Linked DNA regions of Homo sapiens: region 2 is linked to region 1. Evidence: read pairs that join two places in POLR2A ChIA-PET (ENCODE). Cell type or tissue: Panc1. All regions are shown on one strand. Links, peaks and the distances in the headings refer to the core of each region. The heading gives the core; the rest is flanking DNA.

Evidence for each region. ChIA-PET counts read pairs that join two places held together with the same protein. Peaks named below come from ENCODE experiments on the same cell type or tissue, not always from the same donor. Only the 100,000 strongest peaks of a DNase experiment are listed, where the experiment ranks them.
Region 2: POLR2A ChIA-PET joins it to region 1 with 5 read pairs; 3 of 35 experiments call an interaction of 5 or more read pairs at or near these places.

The regions. Positions count from the first base shown.
Region 1 is chr9:34,691,636-34,696,280 of GRCh38, forward strand. It overlaps a transcript of PHF24 not described here. Among named protein-coding and RNA genes, the nearest start is that of CCL19, 2.7 kb to the left of the region's middle. In Panc1, for the core only: no CTCF peak of the experiment used is centred there; no DNase peak of the experiment used is centred there.
Region 2 is chr9:35,067,453-35,069,952 of GRCh38, forward strand. VCP (valosin containing protein) reads right to left here. Exons shown (of 17, transcript NM_007126.5): 2 at 799-910; 3 at 439-611. Among named protein-coding and RNA genes, the nearest start is that of VCP, 3.9 kb to the right of the region's middle. In Panc1, for the core only: no CTCF peak of the experiment used is centred there; no DNase peak of the experiment used is centred there; H3K4me3 peaks cover 96 bases.

The sequences.
Region 1 (4,645 bases), core at 276-2,775:
ATCCCTTGTCCTCACTGGTGCTTCTTTCTTGGGCTGGTGGTGAAGAAGGCTCCCTGGCACCCTCAGGACAACCATGAGATCCTGGGGTGGCCTCCAAGGTCATCACTGTGCCTGCCCACTATGTGGGAACCAGTCCTTCCCTTGGGGCAAGCAGAGCTGAAAGGCCAGGTACCTTGGGAGGAGGCCCAGGACCCCCATCCCACATCTCAGGCCTCTGGGGCTCAGCAAACCCTCCCCTTCCTCTATTTACTGTTTTCCTATGTCCAACACCTGGGTCAAAGGAACAGCTGGAGGGAGACTGGCTTGGAATAGCCCCCTTCATTTTCCCCCTTTTCTCAGTCCTGGGAACCAAGAGGGGATTTCTAAGGAGAGGGGCTGGCCAGCTCATATTCAGACAAATCTTAAAATTTCAAGGAATCGGCCGATGGGGGAGGGGACAAGTGACTTCCCATCCTTATGAGAAAGGTCAGAAGAGAAGGCCTTGAAAGAGAAACTAAATGTGAAACGCCCAGTCACCCGTCGTCACCCAAACCCTAGACCCTCTTTTGGATGGAGAGAGGGAGGGGGAACATTTCCCTCTTAAATTTCTGACTTAGCTTCTTTCCATTCATTAATCATAATAATAGTAATGGTATTTTTGATTGTTTACTATGTGCTAGGCTCTATGTCAAGGACTTTACCACTATTACCTTGCTTAACTTTCCCAAAACAATACCATTGATGTAGTTTTTCTTATTTTCACATTATTATTCTTATTTTACACATAAGGAACATGAGGCTCAGAGCACAAAGCCACACAGCTAGTAAGTACTGGAGCATGATTTGGACCCAGGTGTGCTCTAGGGTTTGCAGTCTTTACCTCCACTCCACACCGCCTGTCTGCCACTTGGTCATGGCACAGCACGGGTAGTCACGGTGCAGAGGAGGGAGACTCTGCAGACAGAGCGCCTAGCTTGGGATTCAGATTCCACCACTTACTAACTGCGACAAGGTGAAAATTCTCCAGTTTCTGTGTCTTAGTGTCCTTATTTGTAAAATGGGAATGGTAGAAGATCTACTTCTTAGGATTAAGTGAGGAACCCTGAGTAAAGCCCTTAGCTTAGAGGCTGACGCACAATAAGCTCTGTTAGCCATTGTTCTTCTTTTGTCCTTTTTTTTTTTTTTTTTTTGAGACAGAGTCTCACTCTGTCACCCAGGCTGGAGTACAATGGCACGATCTTGGCTCAGAGCAACCTCCACCTCCTGGGCTCAAGGGATTCTCCTGCCTCAGCCTCCTGAGTAGCTGGGATTACAGGCACCCACCATCATGCCCGGCTAAATTTGGTATTTTTAGTAGAGGTGAGGTTTCACCTTGTTGGCTAGGCTGGTTTCGAACTCCTGGTTTCGAACTCCTGACTTCAAATGATCTGCTTGCCTCCGCTTCCCAAAGTGTTGGGATTACAGGCGTGAGCCACCGTGCCTGGCCTTCTATCCTTTTATTCAGGTATCTGTTCATTAATTCATCCATCCACCCCTCTTTCCATTGATCTATCCATTCTTCTGTCCATGATGGTTCTGGTTATTCTGTTTGCCCCAGCCTATCCATTCTCCACTCTTCACGGCCCTGCTCTGCTCCCTGGAAGGCTGACCTCTGCAGATAGCATTACTTAGGGTCACCTGCTTTCTGGCTTCTGTTTGGGGCTGGCCCATGGGAAGCAGCAACTGATCAGTGGTGGAAGGAGAGAGGGGTATTAATTCCCCAAATCCTTCATCTTGCTGCAGTTCTGGCAGTGAATAATTTCCCCTGTGGCAGTTGTTCTCAAAGAGTAGCCTTTGGGCAGCAGCAGCAGCATCACTTGGGAGCTTGTTAGAAACACGAATTCTTAGATTTTACTTCCCACTTACCACATCTGAGACTCTGAGGATGGGGTCCAGCAAACTGCATTTTCACATACCCTCCAAGTGACTCTGATATGTGCTAAAGTTTGAGATCCAAACGAGCCTCAGGGATACCATCAAATATACCTCATCACAGGAGTCTCAGGAGGAGAATAGAGAGAACAGGGCATTAAAAAAATTGAAGAAATAATGACAAAACATCTGAAATCTGATGAAAAGTATGTATATACATATCCAAGAAGTTCATTACGCCTGGCCTGCTATGTTGTTATGTTTATCAGAGATCTTTGTTTCTTTGTGTGGCTGTAAGTTATTACTTTTTGTCCTTTTGTTTCATTCTGAAGGTCTCCCTTTAGCATTTCTTTGTTTGTTTTTTGTTTTTTCTTTCTCCCTTTAGCTTTTCTTATGGGCAGATGTACTATTAATGAACTTCCTAAGTTTTGTTTATCCAGAACAGGAGTTTGAGACAAGCCTGGCCAACATGGTGAAACCCCATCTCAACTCCTGACTACTCAGCTACTCAGGAGGCTGAGGCAGGAGAATCCCAAGGCTCACCTTGGCCTCCCAAAGTGGTCTACAGATTGAGGCCCACTGATCTACAGTGATCCTTTTGGGTTGCCTCCCTTCCACGGGTCTATCTCTATTCTTTTTTTTTTTTTTTTTTTTTTTTTTTTGATACAGAGTCTCAATATGTCACCCAGGCTCTAGTGCAGTGGCACAGTCTCAGCTAACTGCAGCCTCTGCCTCCTATGTTCAAGTAATTCTCTTGCCTCAGCCACCCGAGTAGCTGGGATTAGAGGCACGCACCACCACGCTTGGCTAATTTTTTTTTTTGAGATGGAGTTTCACCCTTGTCACCCAGGCTGGAGTGCAATGGCACAATCTCAGCTCACTGCAACCTCCGCCTCCTGGGTTCAAGCGATTCTGCTGCCTCAGCCTCCTGAGTAGCTGGGATTACAGGGACCCGCCACCACACCCAGCTAAGTTTTTTGTATTTTTAGTAGAGATGGGGTTTCATCATGTTGGCCAGGCTGGTCTTGAACTCCTGACCTCAGGTGATCCACCTGCTTTGGCCTCCCAAAGTGCAGGGATTACAGGCGTGAGCCACCATGCCCGGCCTAATTTTTGTACTTTTAATACAGATGAGATTTCACCATGTTGGCCAGTCTGGTCTCAAATTCCTGACCTCAGGTGATCCACCCGCCTCGGCCTCCCAAAGTGCTGGGATGACAGGCTTTGGAAACACTGTTCCCTCCTCTTGCCCCTTCAAGCCTTTGTATGATAATGGTTTCTCACCATTGCTAGACCCCAACTGCCTATCATCCCATGTTAGTTCCTTAATCCTGACCTAATCTCTTAAATTGTCCCTTTATTAAAATCTTTCCAGTTAAATTTTTTTTGAGTGTATGTGATATTGTGAAATATATATCTGGTCTTCATCTTCCTTTTCTGACATATAGCTCCTAAAATCCTTGGAATCTTGGGAGAGATTGTGTCTTTTGTATGCTAATGAGATAACTGGTGGCTGGGGGCCTCTAGACAGCCTCTGGATGGGAGCTAGTCAGCAGAAGAACCAGCCACATGGTTAGAGAGTTGGAACATTCTCTAACATTCTGTAGTGGTGGGGAGTCCCACCCACTCCCCACCTCTGGGTAGGGGAAGAGGGGTTGAAACTTGAGTTGATAAACCAATGGCTGATGATGTAATCAATTATACCTAGGTACTGATACTTCCATTAAAAACCCGAAAGGACTAAGTTGGGGTGGGGGCTTCTGGATAGCTGAAAACATGGAGGTTCTGGAGGAGGGTGCCCAGAGAGGGCATGAAAGCTCCACACCTTTTTTTCCCCATACCTCACTCTATGCATCCCTTTCATCTGGCTGTTTATCTGTTCTTTGTAATATCCTTTATAATAAATGGGTAAGCATAAGTAAGTGTTTCTCTGACTTCTGTGAGCCGCTGTAGCAAATTAATTGAACCCCAGGTGGGTTGTGGAAACCCTTATTTATAGCTGGTCAGTCAGAAGCATAGGCCACACTCTGTGCTTGCAATTGGTATCTGAAGTAGGGGGGCAGTCTTGTGGAACTGAACCCTCAACTTGTGGGATCTGATGCTACCTCCAGGTAAATGATGTCAGAATTGAACTGAATTAGGGGACACCCATCTGGTGTCCACTGAGGAACTGTCTGCCAGATAATTTCTTGGTGGGGAGAAATCCCCACACACTTATGGGTACCCAGAGGTCACAGAAGTATTGAGTGGTGAGAGGGAGTAGAGAGTAGGGAAACATGGTTTTCCCTGTATCCTTGGAGTGTGCTATCTGTTTCCTGCCAGGGTCCTCACTGATATAATTGGCAGTACCAGGACATAGATTCCCAAAATGGGATTCTAGGATTGGCTTGCCCTTGATGAGGGCATGGATGGTCTCTGTGGTTGGAAAAAGAAGACACAAGTAATCTGGAGCACGTAGAAGCATCACAGTCACTTAGACTATCACTCGTGAGGCATGGATGAAATGTTGGAAGTCAAGACATTAGGAGATAAAGTACCTGAGGCACTTACTTACTATGGTCACAAATGATGATTGCAAATGGTGATTACTATATTGTTACTATAGTACTATATTGAGGCCAGAACCTCACTGGCCATTTCTGATTGTGCTAGTAAAATTCCAATAAAAAAGATAAGGTTAGGCCAGGCACAGTGGCTCACGCCTGTAATCCCAACATTTTGGGAGGCTGTGGGGGGCAGATCACTTGAGGTCAGG
Region 2 (2,500 bases), core at 1-2,500, 380 kb after region 1:
TAAAAGACCTGCTAGCAGCTCACCTTCCATGCCCATACCCCCACCTCATTCCAACCCCAACACAAGCCATCAATTAGACATACTAGTGAGAGTAGTGAGGAGATTATTTGGCATATACATACACACCCTCGAGTGGTATCCTAAGCCAGGATATAAGTATGATAAATTACACCTCTAGTAGGAAAAAATAAAGCCATCAAGAAAGTTACAGGAACGCCAATTTGTCTCAAGGGACCTGCAGAAATGGATTTTGAAGTCCCAGGGAGGCAGAACCAAAACCTAAAGACAACCCTGAAGCATAAGTCTTCCCATGACCAGGAGGCTTCCTGCATCGACAGGTGCCAAGAACTTGGTCCTGCCTGTAATACATGGGTCCTGCCTGTAATGCAGGCTATCTCTGGCCTCCCATCCCTGTGAAGCCAAAAACCCCACACACACCTGATGACATCCCCTAGGCGTACACGAAGGTTATTCCGAACAACTCTATTCATCCGAATCTTCTCATCAGAACAAGTATCATCAGAAAGGACGATGCAAACAGCTTCTCGTCTCTTCTTTCCTTTCAGCAACACTGTGTCACCTCGGAACAACTGCAATTCATCCATCTTGGGCTGAGGAAAGAAAGTTAAGGCCTTTGGGTCATTGGGCTGACGGGGAGTAAGCAGCAGCCCTGGAGATTGGGATTCCCAGTAAACCCCACTCTATCTGCAGTCACTGCAAGAAAAATGAGAAAAGAAACCTGGGAAAATCCCTCAAGTAAGTGCAGTAAGGAAAGACTAGTCTGTGGCCACAGCTTACCTGGGACAAGGACACCACACTGTTGTCCTCATTGATGGCTTCATCAACAATTAACCGATTGGGACGGTTCTTCTGTTTGAGAATGGCTGTTGATAGGTCATCACCTTTTGAACTAGAAGGAGGAAATGGAGTCAGTAGATACTCCTGCCCCAAGCGCCTCGCCAGTCTCTAAAACTCATACTTAGGAAAGAAACAGTGAATAGATGAAGCTGTCCCTAGACCAGAAAGCTCAGATGAAGGAAAGGCAGCCAAGGTCACGAGGAGCAGTATCTACCATACATATTACAATACCCATTCCAGCAGCTCCTGGTATTTTGAGCGTCAGTGTCCCAGCTATAAGGCCCCAAGTGAGTGATCCTGCCCCAGGGTCAGAAAATAATGGCCTAAGAAGAAGACATAATAGAAATGGAGGCTGAATAGTTGTTAGAGAAATAAAAATAGTCTTAGACTTACAGAAGAGTGGTTAAGAGCAGGAACTCTATAGTCAGACCCATTGGGTCTGAATTCCAATTATGCCACTGCTTAATTGTGATCTTGGGCAAGTTACCTAACCTCTGAACTTTGATGTCCTCCTCTATAAAAGAAGGAATATAATACTTATCTCAGAGGCTTATTGTCTTAAGGGAGATAATGAATGTAAAATGCTTAACATAATACCTGGCACATGGTATTAATGGTCACCATGATTAACAGTATAGAGTAAAGCATAAGCTAACTTTCCAGGGAATTAAGTAAGCCAGACAACCTCCCTTGAGGCTCAGGGAGGCCTTAAGTTCTACCAAGCAAGCCTGGGGACAACGAAGCAGAATCATTGGTGCTACCCTCCTTATAGGCTAAACCTACTGATGCCAGGGCATTCCATAGTACCAAAGGAATGCCAAGCATAAAGACCATCATATTTGGAAAAAACACTAACAGACATCAAACCGCCAGAAAGAGGCTCAAGGTCAAAAGGAACTTCACAGTAATATCTGCAAAAGTACACAATTCCATAAAGTTGGCTCAAAAAATCAAAACCAAGAAATGCTGAGACATGGGGCAAATCCAAATCCCTCTCACCCAAATCAAAGTCGACTGGGTCTACACTCAGTGTTATTTCCTAGAAGCTAGGATCATTCACCAGACAGTGACACCAACTTATTACCTAGCCCGTTTCCAGCTGTCACTTACTAGACTCAGCAAGCTCCCTCTCCCTTTTTTTTTTTTTTTTTTTTTTTTTGAGATGGAGTTTCGCTTTTGTTGTCCAGGCTGGAATGCAATGCTGCGATCTCAGCTAACTGCAACCTCCACCTCCCGGGTTCAAGTGATTCTCCTGCCTCAGCCTCCCGAGTAGCTGGGATTACAGGCATGCGCCACCACACCTGGCTAATTTTGCATTTTTACTAGAGATGGGGTTTCACCATGGTGGTCAGGCTGGTCTCGAACTCCTGACCTCAGGTGATCTGCCCACCTCGGCCTCCCAAAGTACTGGGATTACAGGCGTGAGCCACAGCACCCAGCGCTCTCTCTTTTTTAAGAGCGGCCTCGTGTTAGTAAGGCTCAGGAAAACATAAGCATTAACCAAAGTAGGAAGGCCAGACAATGAAGGAAGCAAAGAAAATAAATTTTTAAAACGAATTTCTTCATTCAACAAATTCATGAGTCTCTATTATGTACCAGGCATTGTTCTAAGGGCTGGGGATACTGAAGTCAACAAAACAAG